Linked DNA regions of Homo sapiens: region 1 is linked to region 2. A link is a loop called in an ENCODE intact Hi-C map of the cell type or tissue named here. Cell type or tissue: lower leg skin. All regions are shown on one strand. Each heading gives the region's core, and the rest is flanking DNA. Links, peaks and the distances in the headings are about the cores only.

What was found. A loop is a pair of places that touch in the nucleus more often than their neighbours do. Peaks named below come from ENCODE experiments on the same cell type or tissue, not always from the same donor. Only the 100,000 strongest peaks of a DNase experiment are listed, where the experiment ranks them.
Region 1: a loop joins it to region 2, with 10 times the contacts of the local background. A loop is called at or near these places in 82 of 110 quality-filtered maps.

Annotation. Positions count from the first base shown.
Region 1 is chr12:40,920,101-40,927,789 of GRCh38, forward strand. It overlaps CNTN1 (contactin 1), which reads left to right. Exons shown (of 24, transcript NM_001843.4): 5 at 2,156-2,328; 6 at 4,457-4,552. Among named protein-coding and RNA genes, the nearest start is that of CNTN1, 230 kb to the left of the region's middle. In lower leg skin, for the core only: no CTCF peak of the experiment used is centred there; no DNase peak of the experiment used is centred there.
Region 2 is chr12:40,619,447-40,627,135 of GRCh38, forward strand. No RefSeq gene overlaps it. Among named protein-coding and RNA genes, the nearest start is that of CNTN1, 69 kb to the right of the region's middle. In lower leg skin, for the core only: no CTCF peak of the experiment used is centred there; a DNase peak (open chromatin) is centred at 2,996.

The DNA.
Region 1 (7,689 bases), core at 1,148-5,147, 300 kb after region 2:
TATTTATCTATCTGGATAGATTGATAGAATCCCAAAAACTCTTTCAGTGACACTTATGCTGTGACACTCTGTTGTTAACAGTCACACAAGGGACCTTAGCAAATCAGTCTCTAGGCTAGAACAGAGGCAACCAAAAGAAAGGGCTGCTCTCAGATAACATTCTAGAAACATGGAAAAGGCTATGCTTCTCCTTGCTGCCCCCATGCCCCCACCCCACAGGCACAATAAAAAGCAAAGCTTTGCTTTGCCAGTAAGTCACCAACTGCCTCTCTCAGGTTGCACCCAGCACTGAAATTCCCACTTTGAGTTTGGCCTGGTTATCCATACACTAATAGACAGAACTGGAGAAGACAGATAGATGTTTAATCTTGTTATGAAGACAGTCTGCATTTGACAGGAAAAAAAAAAGTGGGGGGAAAGAACAGAAAAAAAATCAGCTCATGATGGAAATAGTTTGATGGAAAAGAACATTTAAAGTTTTTAAAATGTACATAATTTCAGGACAAATTATACTAACCTTGGTAATCATCCAATTTTTCATTCATATAGTAGTTATATATTTGTAGCATGTTCTGGGACAACGTGCTATTCATAGCAACATCCTGAGAGGTACAACAGGGTACTTTACTTCTGACTTATAAGCCTTGAGGCTTTCATTATCTTGCCCCCATCCCCAAAGAAACAAGCATTACAATAAAAAAGTATTAAAAGGGATTGTAGCAATAGTCTATGTTTCTGAAACTAGACCAGTGAACTTCTTCAAAGACAGAAAAAGGTAATCCTTATATGATGTCACAAGCACAATCAGATCCATGTGGAGGAAGGTAAGATAATAAACAAATATTTGGAACCAATATAATGAGGGAGAAATTACAAAAATTGGAGCTGCCCAACAAAGAAACCCACTGTCTTGACAAGAGCTAAGCAACTTAACACTAGATGGTTCAGGCAGGGACAATATTGCCATCACCTGGGGGAAGAGGAAGGCTTTATTCATTGGATTGTAATTTAGTAAGTTTTAAAAATGCAAAATCACAGTTTTCTATACTTGCTTTTAAATTATCTCCTATACTGCGAAAATTGTAACTAATAATGTTCCAGTAACTTTGATTTGACAACAGATATTCTAAAGTCATTAGGACTTTTGGGCATGATTATTACTCTAATTAGAAGTGGCCAGGAAATGAGCGATGTGGCCACGAGCCACTACTACTTGAGCGATTTGACCACAGCTCTAGGCTTATGACTTTCCTGAGGACATGGAACTTTAAAGGATAAACCCTGATAAAGAATGATTATAAAATTATACAGTTGGTTCTCTTAGTTGAGAACTATTTTCTACATGCATTCTTTTCATCATCACATCAGAAAGTTAGATCCCTGTTTCCAGTCTATTTATAACACTATCCCTATCAGTTAATGCTCTGATTATCTGCAGCATGTCTTATATTGTTATGATATTATGTGGTTGGGGAGAAAAAGAATTGTTCCTCTTTTTCACTTTATTAAAAGTAATCTTAGAGTAATGAGAAAAGACATAAGTGACCACTAACTCTAGGCTGAGGAAAATCCAGATTTACTTGTATATTTGTGGCTCGGAATAAATTTTTAAAAACCCAACTGACTTTTATCATTTTCAAATTGTGTGACTGACCTCTAGTGGTCAGAATATGTCACTTATTGAGCAGAACCCACTGTCAATTAGTTTGTTTTATTGAAAAATTACTTTGAAATTTAGAGTCAGATATTGATATTTTGTATTTTATTTATGGTAGAACAATGCTTTTAATACTTTATACAGTATATCTGCATATGTATGAATCTAACTGGTGCATAGATGGCTATCAATTACATCCCAAGAAATCAATTTATGGAGAAAAACTCAACAAAATATTTGTCACTTGAGATACCTCACAAAAAAAAGACAAAATACGTCATGTACTTTGATGTTTCCTTGTCTGTACTTGAGCTAAATTACAAATTATGGTCCTAGAGACTCAGAATCATAGAGTACAAAGAAATACCACCTGAATCATATTCTTAATTGTCTGACTTCACATGGAGCCGTACCCAAATTATTTTAGAACTGTGTTAGCTCCGTAGAGTTTCTAGGTCTCATGACCTGTGATATGACCTTTGTGTCTTTTTCTCATAGATGGAGAATGAATAATGGGGACGTTGATCTCACAAGTGATCGATACAGTATGGTAGGAGGAAACCTTGTTATCAACAACCCTGACAAACAGAAAGATGCTGGAATATACTACTGTTTAGCATCTAATAACTACGGGATGGTCAGAAGCACTGAAGCAACCCTGAGCTTTGGATGTAAGTAAACTGTAACTTTTAAAAAAGGGCAAGCGTGTTTAGGTGAGTTCAGCAAGAAGAACAATCAGGAAAGGATAGTGAGAGGAAGGCATCATAGATGAGGTGGATCTTACAAGATGAGTGGACCCTAATTGTGTAATGGAGACAACAAAGCACCACAAGGCATACTATGAATGCACTTGAAACAGTGAAAGATGATGTTGTCAAATAAAGGAAGGCCAGCGTCTGAGGATCTTGAATGACTCTTTAAAAGTTAGCATCAGGCTGGGCGCGGTGGCTCACACCTGTAATCCCAGCACTTTGGGAGGCTGAGGCTGGTGGATCATGAGGTCAGGAGATCGAGACCATCCTGGCCAACATGGTGAAACCCTGTCTCTACTTAAAATACAAAAATTAGCTGGGCGTTGTGGTGCATGCCTGTAATCCCAGCTACTCGGGAGGCTGAGGCAGGAGAATTGATGGAACCTGGGAGGCGGAGGTTGCAGTAAGCCGAGATTGTGCCACTGCATTCCAGCCTGATGACAGAGCAAGACTCTGCCTTAAAAAAAAAAAAAAAAAAAAGACATCAATGGAAGCAACAAGCCATGTATTATCAAAGGGGCACTATCACCCCTAAGGGGGTGAAAATTGTCTTTTGGGGGAAGAAAATGTCACATATTGCAACATAATGTCTGTGACTCTTCAAAGATCAACCCAATATGACAATATTGTATTCCCTAATATTTAACTTCTAATAGTAGGAATAAATTTAATTATATTTTAGTTAATTTATTTTAAATTTAAATTACATGAAACATTTCTTTTAATTAGGGCTAATAATGAAAAACTGTGCTAAGCTAAAAATTAGAGGTTGTTTTGAAAGAAAATTTTACATTGGGAGATGAGTTGGACCAGGTGATCTCCAGTATGTGATTTGTCAGCACTTAAATCTTTTGCAAAATGAATTATAGGATGAAAACAATGTTTTAAGAAGTCCTTCATGGTAGGGTTTATCAGGAGGGAATGAGAAAGGTCCAGGAAGAGAAGTAAGATTAAATTAGTGTGGTGAGAGTGGAAATGTAAATAATATACATTAACCATAAGGAAAGAATTAACAGGTTGCATTGCACAAAAGGAAAGAAGACTGTACATTTTTTTTCCAAGTTATGTCTAGTCAGAGGGTAGAAACATTCTGTTCTCATTAATAATGGGATGGGAGCAAGAAAAACCAATTTCAAGGATGGCAGGAAGCATTTAAATGGTTGCTTCACATGCAGAGGTTATTTTGATATTGAGTTATCCAAGTTGAAATGTCAAGTAAGCTATTGAGGATAGGGATGGCATTCAAGTAAGACACCAGGCCTAGAGAAGTAGATTTGAAAAGTCCTCTGCAAAAAAGTAACACTTAGCATAGATGAATTTTCAGAGGTATACACTTTATACTGAGAAAAGTAACAATTCAATGTTATAATTTGGGTGCCGATCACAGGTTAGGAACAGGAAGAGAGGCAGAAAAAAATAGAATGAGTATCAGTAAAACAAATGAAGAACTGGAAGAATATCAAGGAATCAAGTGAAATGTAAGTTCCAAATACATAGAAAAGAGTAAAGAAAATTAGAACTGAAACAAACCCAGAATTTGAGAAGGAGCAAGAGATTGGTTACTTTCACGTTCCCTAATGAGGGTCCTGCCTTTCACCCTTATTCCTTCCCGATATCCAAGCCCTCCCTCAGGAAGAGAAATACCCTTCAAATGAGTCCATTCCTCTAAGTCATTCCTTCTTACTTACTTTCTTTGGTAGGTCCCTGGTTTGTCTGATTTCATTGTATTTCCAGATACCCTGACTGAGATTCTCCCTAAGTCTGAAACAAAAGTCTTCAGGATATTTGTGATTTTCAGGGTTGTCAGAATTCTTATGCAGGCTGCTCCCAATATCCATAGACTTTGAGCTCATAACAGAACTTTTTAATAGTCTATACAAAATCTCAGCAATGTAAGAACGAGGAGCTGACTTTACTAGGCTTCACCAAACCACTGAGAAGTGCTGTATCTCACGAATGAGTTATTTGCTGAAAGGTAAAATTGATGAATGTCTCTCTTTCTATTGACCAGAGAGTGAATGTTTCTCTTTTTTTCTTTCGTAATTAGATCTTGATCCTTTCCCACCTGAGGAACGTCCTGAGGTCAGAGTAAAAGAAGGGAAAGGAATGGTGCTTCTCTGTGACCCCCCATACCATTTTCCAGGTAAACTTAATTCCTCTCTGACTATTAGCATCTATGAAACAAAATGGACAAGTTTCCATTTTCTTAGTAATAATGCTACATTATTAATAATCATGGCTTATTATTAATTAAATGAGACTGAATATTTGCATACCTTGTAATGTGTCACTAATTGTTGTGGACACTTTCTTTCTTGGCTCAGTCACCTGGCTCTAGTCCCAAGGATCTCTAATCATTTTAGTTTATAAACATATATATATATATATAGTATTATGTCATCATTAAAGTTCCTATTCCATAGGGAAATTCTGTTAGATTTTCTAGAAAATATTCCTGAAATAGAACAGTACCAAGAAAGGATGTATAATCAATCATTTTCTTAACAAGTTAGTATCTATGAAATACTGTGAACTGTATGTAACTAAACCCTAGAAGGGATAAAGACATAATAAATTATTAATCTCCTTAGGAATACCAATCAGCAAGAATAATCATCTACTTTATAAATGGGGCTAAATTAAGTGTCATCTGTTATGAAATTCAATTTTGAATCTATGTTTTCTGTAATTTTATATGGCTAAGACAAAAGCCACCAAAGTGCTAATTAAAAGATGAATTCCTCATATACTTTCACCAATTTTCATTTATTTATCAAATATCTCTTTGAAACAATATATAAATACCTGTTTTCACAATTTAAAAATCATGTTTCTATTCTTTTAGTTCTAATATTATGCCTTAAATTTGACTTTAAACATCTCCATAGAGAATGAAACGTAACAGGCTTTTAAACTCCATACAGGATTTTGTGTGGGATACATCAATCTGATGTGTGTGTATGTACATATACACACACATATATTTCACACAAAATTATGTTATATATTCCACATGAAATTGTGTGTGTGTGTGTGTGTATATATATACACGTATATATACGTATATACGTATATATACATGTATATATATATATACGTGTATATATATATATACACATATATATATATAGAGAGAGAGAGTTGTGGTTGTTTACATATCAAATATTTGTGATTTTCTCCACAATAGGAGAAAGATGATTGCTTGATAAATACAGGAGGTACATATAAAATTCAAAATTTTCTAACACCCTTTCAATGAGAAAAACCTTTTTCTTAAGGAACTATTGAAATTATATATATATATATATATATATATATATGTATGTGTGTGTGTGTATATATATATATATATATATATGTATATATACATATTTTAAAAACCTACCATTTTCATAGTGTTTCCCACAAAGTAATGACCAAAACTATCCAGTGACTACATTTGACCATATTCAATACTGGATGGACTTCACTGCATCACTCATTGACTCAGAAAATCTCTTATGAGTATTTGTTATACAGCAGGCACAATGTATGCCACAGAAATGCCTCAGTGGAGCAAAACAGGAAAAGCTACCAGCCTTCAGAGGTCTTCCACGGGGAGAGTCAGACATTAATAAGATAAATGGCTAAAAGACATGCCATGTTAGATATTGCTAAATAAGGATAGATAGATAGATAGATAGATAGATAGATAGATAGATAGATAGATAGATATAATGCAGGGAAGTGGGGAGAGTAAGTATTGAGGGGAATGACTGAACTCAGGAGGAGCATCACTAGAAGGAAAGTTGGAATAAACACCTGAAGGAAGTAAAGGAGCTAACAATATGAGTATCCGAGAGAAGAGCATGCCAGGAAGATGCTGAGGTCAGACTATGGAAGACCAAGGAAGCCAGGGTGGCTGTCATAGAGTGAATAAGGCAGAGGGTAGTAAGAAATGAAATAAGAGAGGTACAAGAGCTGCATTATGGAGGACCTTATGATCCATAACAATTATTAATACTTTGGCTTTTACTTTGAATGCGATTTACATTGGTGGGCTTTGAGCAGAGGAGACACATGACATGACTTAAGTTATAGAAAGGTGACTCTGGTTACTGTTTTAAGAAAGGACCTGGGGAGGACAAAGGTGGAAACAAGAGATCTGTTTGGAGGTATTGCAATAGTTTAGGTAGCATATGATGGGCCAGAGTGGTGGCAGTGGAGGTGGGAAGATAAATCCAAGCATATTCTAGATAAAATAGAATATACTAAATTCTATATAGAAATCTAGGTATACTTTGGTTAAATTCTAGATATATTTTGAAGGAAAAGCCAATAGGATTTGCTTGTTGACTTTATGTGGTATATAAGATAAATACAAGAGTTGAGGGTGGCATAAAAGTTTTTGCTGTGAGATCCTAAAAGAATGAAGTTGCCATTACTTCAGCTGAAGGAATAGATGTGGACATGTTAAATGTGAAGCATCTGTTAAGCTTCCAAACGGAAATCAAGGTGGCAGTTCTATATGTGTGTAGATGTCGGGGGTGATGGAATATCAATTTATGATTCATCATTCAATAAGTTGTTTTCAAAACTATGGGACTGCAATGTGCTTACCTAGACTTCTGGGGCAAAAGCAAGAAGTGTCATATATCTACCGATAAAAGCAACATTTCTTAAGTATGTGCTGGCACTTACTGAAAAAATAATTTTATGGTTATTTATTGTTTAATCCAGTCTATAATCCGAGGAAAACAGATAGCTTTTGCAAAGATGATTGATTTTATCATCTGTGTGGGGCTAGGAAAGACACAAAGAAGATGGTCTGTTGAGTCCTTGAAAGAACTAGATCAGGGCTTAGCTCTTGATTGACAAAGTCACATCTCATCCGTAAGTCGGAGAGTCAGCGTGGCTATTGCTCTGGTGTTGGTACAGCTTATTTTGGTGATGGTGGGTGGGGAAAGAGGTGAGAACATCAGTTCTGCCTCCCGTTTGCTGTATGACCTCAGGCAAGTCACTTCACCCTATTAGGCCTTGGATCCCCCATTTAAAAATGGCAAGAGCCATTCCTACCTTTGTTGTAACGATTGCTGACAGATTCTAACAAATTGCAATTATTGTTTTGTCCAAGTGAATGGCTTTAAAAATAAGTAAGATTTGTTAAATAAATTTAGATTAATTATATTGCAAGTCCCACAAATCCAAAGGCCACATCTATCTTGTTTAGCAGCACTTGGAAGGTACTTAGATTTTGCAAAATAAGTAAATTAGAGAATCTACATCGGGCATTCAGTCAGT
Region 2 (7,689 bases), core at 1,376-5,375:
GTATATAAGTATCTGTACCCCATTGTGTGAGTGGGGAATCACTCTGTGATTTTTACCCCATGCACATTAATACATCTGTGTGCTTCTTCTCTTATTAATCTGTCTTTTGTCTGTTGATTTTTAGTGAAACTTCAGAGGGCAAAGGGGACGTTTTCCCATGGCCCCTACAGTGGGATAGAGATCACATTTTGGTATAGAGCTGGGGACTTTAGAAATAATATGAATGGGGTACTATATGGTCACAGTTAGTGGGCTGAGGGAAAAAAACAAAAAAAAACATGTTAAGGCCATCTAACGGGATGATTCTTATAGTCTGGTTTGTCTTGTCTTCTTTTGCTATAGCTTCCCTAGGTGATATTTTCAATAATTGTGGATTAAAGTAATATCTTTATGCTGGTCACTACTAAATTTACATTTCAAGTCCAGATCTTCCTTCTGGGAAGCACTCTCAAAACTTCTTCCTACACAGTATTTTCACAAGGGTGTCTCAAAGGCACAGTCTCCAAAACAGACATCTTTCATTTTCCACCAATTCATCTTTCCGTTTCATTCTTCTTCATCTCAAAAAGTGGCAATACCACCCTCCTGTCAATTGCTCATGATCAAAATGTCTTCCCTTTTCTTTATTCACCTAAGTCCCATTGATTTGACTTTCAAAAGATTTTTGGATCTACTCATTTCTCTGAAAGTCTCCTGTCATCACAAAGTACAAAGTACCAACACCTATTTCCTAGATCATGGTGTTAAATTCCTAATTCACTTTTATAAACTTTCTTTCCTGTCCTCTTACAATACATTGATTGCCAGCAATGACTAAACCGAAAATGTAAATTGCATCATGCCATTATTTTGCTTAAAGCTTCCCAATGTTTACTCATTGAACTCGAAATAAAATCCTAAGTCTTTTCAGTGGCCTAAAGGCCCTGCATTATCTAGGCCTAGCTGCAATTTTCTCTATTCCCACCACGACATACTCCCACTACAGATCTCTAGTATCTCTGGATACTGAGTGTTCCAGCTCTATCCTAGCTCATTGCTTTTGCACATGCTATTGAGAGGTGACAGCGTGCTAGCAGTCCTCACAGCCCTTGCTCGCTCTCGGCGCCTCCTCTGCCTGGGCTCGCACGTTGGCGGCACTTGAGGAGCCCTTCGCCCGCCACTGCACTGTGGGAGCCCCTTTCTGGGCTGGCCAAGGCCAAGGCCCCTCAGCTTGCGGGGAGGTGTGGAGAGAGAGGCACGGGCAGGAACCGGGGCTGCGCGCGAGTTCCGGGTGGGCGTTGGCTCGGCGGACCCCGCACTCGGAGCGGCAGGCCGGCCCCACCGGCCGGGGCAGTGAGGGGCTTAGCACCTGGGCCAGCAGCTGCTGTGCTCAATTTCTCGCTGGGCCTTAGCTGCCTTCTTGCGGGGCAGGGCTCGTGACCTGCAGCGCGCCATGCCTGAGCCTCCTCCCCACTCCGTGGGCTCCTGTGTCGCCCGAGCTTCCCCGACGAGCGCGGCCCCTGCTCCATGGTGCCCAGTCCCATTGACCACCCAAGGGCTGAGGAGTGCGGGCGCACCGCGCGGGACTGGCAGGCAGCTCCACCTGCAGCCCCGGTGAGGGATCCACTGGGTGAAGCCAGCTGGGCTTCTGAGTCTGGTGGGGACATGGAGAACCTTTATGTCTAGCTAAGGGATTGTAAATACACCAATCGGCACTCTGTATCTAGCTCAAGGTTTGTAAACACACCAATCAGCACCCTGTGTCTAGCTCAGAGTTTGTGAATGCACCAATCAACACTTCGTATCTAGCTAATCTGGGGGGGATGTGCAGAACCTTTGTGTCTAGCTCAGGGATTGTAAAGGCACCAATCAGCACCCTGTCAAAACAGACCACTGGGCTCTACCAATCAGCAGGATGTGGGTAGGGCCAGATAAGAGAATAAAAGCAGGCTGCCCTAGCCAGCAGTGGCAACCCGTTGGGGTCCCTTCCACACTGTGGAAGCTTTGTTCTTTCGCTCTTTGCAATAAATCCTGCTGCTGCTCACTCTTTGGGTCCACACTGCCATTATGAGCTGTAACACCATGAAGGTCTGCAGCTTCACTCCTGAATCCAAGGAGACCAGGGACCCACCGGGAGGAATGAACAACTCCAGACGCCCGCCTTAGGAGCTGTAACACTCACTGAGAAGGTCCGCAGCTTCACTCCTGAGCCAGCGAGACCACGAACCCACCAGAAGGAAGAAACTCCCAACACATCCGAACATCAGAAGGAACAAACTCCAGATGCGCCACCTTAAGAGCTGTAACACTCACTGCGAGGGTCCACAGCTTCATTCTTGAAGTCACTGAGACCGGACACACTCTCTCTTCTGTCTAAAATGCACTCATCTCAATTTTTTTCCGTGACTAGCTCATTATCTTCTTTTTAGGTCTCAACTGCAGTGCTACATCATCATGAGGCCTTCCATGACCACTGACCCTTGCTCTCTTCAAAACTATTATTAAAGTTTGCAACTGCTTATTTATCTATCTCATTTATTTGTCTGTCAGTCACCCTCACTACAATGCAAGCTGCATAACTCCTTTGTTTACTACATTATCCCAGCCGTCTGTTAAATTAATGAGTTGATGAATAGTCAAGGAGCGTATTTTGTTAATACAAGGAAGCAATTTGAGAAGATGGACCAGAAGAAGCCTCTCTGGTCAGAGGGAGTTTCCAAGGAGTTTTGGGTTTCCAATCAAGATTCCCAGTCAGCCCTGCCTTATGTCAAAGGAGTTTGTTAACATCCCTCGTATTGTGAATCCTACTGTATTTCCACCTCCTAGTTGTTAAGTAGGGGAACCGTTGAGCATTTCAAGAATTGTAGTGACCAGAGAAGCCTTATCCCAGATGGAGCAATTTCTCTTGGGTTCTCAAAACTGCTTAACTCTTGGTTTTACTGGCCTATTTTCTTCACAGAGACTTAAAAGTGGGACCTCAAGAGATAGTCTGATGGCAAAAAGGGCTGCCACCAGATGGCAGCAAAGAGTTGTCTTCTTGCATGGTTACTTTTAAATCTTGCCCCTATTTAGAGGTATTAAAATATGATTGTTTCTGAAATACACTTACATCATCAATGACTTTCCCATTTGGCATTTGTATCTGTTTATTTCAAACACTTCCAGTTCATAGATTCAATGGGAAAATTCCACTAGATAAAGGGATATCTTCAGAAAAGAAAAAACTCAAATTGGAAATTTTTTGAATGAAAAATGATAGGGCTGGGCTTTGTGGCTCATGACTGTAATACCAGCACTTTGGGAGGCAGAGATGGGAGAATCGCTTGAAGCCAAGAATTCGAGGACAGCCTGGCCAACATGGCAAGACCCCTTTCTCTACAAAAACAAAAAACATTTAGCCAGGCATGGTGGCATGCACCTTTGGTCCCAGCTACTTGAGAGGCTGAGGTGGAAGGATCGCTTGAGCCCAGGAGTTTGAGGCTGCAGTGAACCATGATCAGGCCACTGCACTCCAGCCTGGGCAACAGAGCGAGAACTTGTCTCAAAGAAAAAAAAAAGGCTTTTCTTTCCTAGAAAATTACTTAACTTTAACCTTAGAATCTTACAATCAACATAGAATGTATGTAATTTGAGTTATGATGAAGACTTTTATGTTTGAAAATGAATTAATTCACTTGACACCAACTGACTAAAAAAAAAATAAGAAATATAAGGAAAGGTATGTGCTGCTGTATCAGGTGCTCTCAATAGTGATGCACTAACACCTGTGTAGTTTTATTAATCATTGGGATCATTTTGCTATCCTGTTGGAATTGAACTACTTAGGCTGGCATAAAAGCCTTTAACATTCTACATTTGAATTAGCGTCACTAACTCACTACAATCACTTCCCCCTCCATTATCTACTCTAGTCATGATAAACTCCCCACTTCCCAAACACTTCAATCACATCAGTGCCTTTGCTCATGCCAATCCCAGGTCTATGAGTAATCCAGCAGCTCTTTTGAGTTGAAAAATATCTATTTATTTTTCAAGAACCATCGCAAATGTAACTCCTTCTGGAGGCTTTTCTGCCTTTCATTCTCTTTCACACAGAAAGACCCTCTTCTTTGAGTTTCTATATGTCACCTCATGCAATCATTCATCCAGTAAATAACTATTAGATAATTCACCATGCATTATATCTAATGTGCTGAGTAAATAACAAGCACATCACTGCTATCATAGACTATAGAAGGATAAGGAGAAATTAAATGAAGAGTTATTGTATGTTGAATGCTATAAAGATCTATAGGACATATATCTTTTACATGTGATAGAGGATTTCCTGAATGCTAAAACAGATCTAAAGAATGAATAGAAGCCATCTAGACAAAGAGAGGGGAGGCAGAAATTCTAGGTAGAAAAAAAAAGAACATGTGAAAAACCACTCAGAAGATGGTATCTATTAATTCAAGGAATCACTAGTTCAGTGTGGTGGAGCAGAGAGAGTAAGGGGAAGGACACTCAAATGAGGGTGGAGAGTTAGGAAGGGGAGTGGATAGTTCAGACTCTTTAAAGCCTTATTGAGGATGCTGGACTCTACCCAACAGTAGGGAAAAGTCAGCAGCAGCTTTTAAGAAGAGTGATAAAATAATCAGATGTGGATTTGATCCATTACTGTAACCCTAAAATAGAGAATGGATTGGAGAAGAGCACAAGTAGGTTTGAGGAAGTGTAGGGAGGTTATCGGAATAGTCTCAGCAAGTGCTTTTGATAGATTGGACTAGGGCTGTAACCATGGGGATGGAGAGAAGTAGATTGATTTGAATGTTATTAAAGAGGCAACATTGCTGGACTTGGTGATTGGTTGTGGGGAATAAGGGAGAAGAAGGAATCAAGTGGGCTCTAAGGTTTCTAGATTGAGCCACCGTATATAGATGATTGTGCTATTTCCAGGGGTGATTTGATTTTTATATTACTGATTAATATTTAGAGTTACATGGCTCCTTTGTTTAATGTGCTCAAGACGTATATAATAAGAATAAATGTCATGTTATTTCAAAACTAGGATATCAAACTTATAAAATTCATGTTTAAAATAATTTCTGGAATTCTAAAGAAATACAAGTTGTAAAAAAAAAAAATGTCGGCCGGGCGCGGTGGCTCACGCCTGTAATCCCAGCACTTTGGGAGGCCGAGGCGGGCAGATCACAAGGTCAGGAGATCGAGACCATCCTGGCGAACACGGTGAAAGCCCGTCTCTACTCAAAAAAAAAAAAACAAAAAAAACAAAAAACTTAGCCAGGCTTGGTGGTGGGCGCCTGTAGTTCCATCTACTCAGGAGGCTGAGGCAGGAGAATGGCGTGAACCTGGGAGGTGGAGCTTGCAGTGAGCCGAGATTGCGCCACTGCACTCCAGCCTGGGTGACAGAGCAAGACTCTGTCAAAAAAAAAAAAAAAAAAGTCATAATAATGAAGAGACATATCAGACTAGGACACCTGCAGTAATAATTACTCCTACTGCTATCAAATTCTGCCTATGTTTGCTGCTTAAAGGAAGCTTTTGCCCTTTCCTCTCTGTTTTCTGATCCTAGTAAGATTCACATCCTCCTGCATTTTACATATGTAATGCTTTAGAAATTAAAAATAGAATCTGCAAGCTGCAGAAATTCTAATTGAACATTTTAATAACTTCTTTTCTTTGGATTAATCAACTTTCCAAAGCATGAGCTATTTTTAGCATCAGTTACACTTCTACCTTTGTGCCCAATTCTAATTCTCTTCACATCACAGAGGATCTCTTTACAGCACTCTCTTTGAAATCAATCAGCGCTTTCAGGAGTTATGCAGTGGAGGATGAGAATTGGGTCATGGCGGACATTCTCCCTCACATAAGGCTGAATTCTTTCACTTCCAGGTGCAAAGACAGAGTTAGATAATTACCAGTTAAAGAGCAAAAAGAAGACCATTAGAGTAAACCCTTCCTTACCCCCCACCCCGCCAAAAAAAACAAAAAAAAAACACACAAAAAAAACAAAAACTTACCTTGGTAATGCTATTTCAGATTGGTCACGTTGTTGTTCTGTTTCCAGAATTTTAACTTCACCAAGAAACAAATTACACTGAATAAATTTGCTATTAAAATTCCTGGTCTGCAAAATGGGAAGCAATATCTAATGCAACCTCCTCATACCCAACTTAACACTTAGATTCCTGGGAAGATCCTGAAAAGACCAGGAGGCAATCTACTGCCTGACAGATAATCTACTTGCAGGAACTTTAGACATTTCTATTAATTGTATGTTTGATGGAATTTGGAGTAAGGTAACAATAGTGATTTGCCCTCCCCCTTCCTTTTTAAGAGGAAGAGAGTCAACACACTACCTGAAAGAAGGTTGTGAGATCTTTCATCCTTCCCCCACTGCCAATCTGTTCATTAGAGTTTCAGGTTCTATATTAGTCCATTTGTGTTGCTATAAAGGAATACCTGAGACTGGGTAATTTATAGGGGAAAAAGTTATTCGGCTCATGATTCTGATTGGCTGGAAGAGTAGTCATCTGGTGAGGGCCTCAGGCTGCTTCCACTCATGGTGGAAGGGGAAGGGGGTCTGGCAGATGTGGAAATCACGGAGATGCCAGGATCTTCTTAACAACCAGATATCCTGGGAACTGAAAGAGTGGGAACTCACTCACTTCCCCATCCAGGGAGGGTATTTATCTCTTCACAACGGATCCACCCCCATGACCCAAACACCTCCCATTAGGCCCCACCTCCAACATTGGGGATCAAATTTCAACACAAGATTTGGAGGAGACAAACATCCAAACTATAATGCATATCGACCAGAAAAGAGGAAAATCATGTCTTTTCTTCATTCATATTGATTTTGAAGTTGTCAGAAGGCTACTCTTCTAGCCTTTCTCCCAACTCCCATTATTCAAATAAAGTGAGGTAGATGGGATCAGGGTAGACCAGAGCAATAAATAATTCAGGGGAAAGGCTAGGCATGGTGGCTCACACCTGTAATCTGAGCATTTTGGGAGGCTCACGTGGGCAAATCCCTTGAGCTCAGGAGTTCGAGAACAGCCTGGGCAATATGGTGAAACCCCGTCTCTACAAAAAATTTGCTGGGCGTGATAGAACATGCCTGTAGTCCCCCGCTACTTAGGAGGCTGAGTGGGAAGCTCATCTGAGCTTGAGAGGCGGAGGTTGCAGTAAGCCTAGATTGCAGCATTGCACTCCAACCTGGGTGGCAGAGTGAGACCCTGTCTCAAAAAAGAAAAAAAAATTAAGGGGAAATTTTAAGTGCATATACTTCGTATTTCATATGTTCATCTTTTTAGGAAACCAGGTAGGATATGCAGAATATTTATCATCCCATAAAAAGAGTCCATGAGAGGAATATTTGGAGACAGTAATAAAACTTAGATCTTAACTAGTTTTTCACACAGATACAATTTCTTATTTATCCACTACCCCTCTACCTATTGAAGCCACTGAGGTCCTTAATGCCTTAGCCTTTTAGGCTGGGCATGGTGGCTCACGACTGTAATCCTAGTACTTTGGGAGGCCGAGGCGGGCAGATCACCTGAGGTCAGGAGTTTGAGACCAGCCTGGTCAACGTGGTGAAATCCCGTCTCTACCAAAAATAAAAAAATTAGCCGGGCGTGGTGGCGAAAGCCTGTCATCCCAGCTACTTGGGAGGCTGAGGCAGGAGAATCGCTTGAA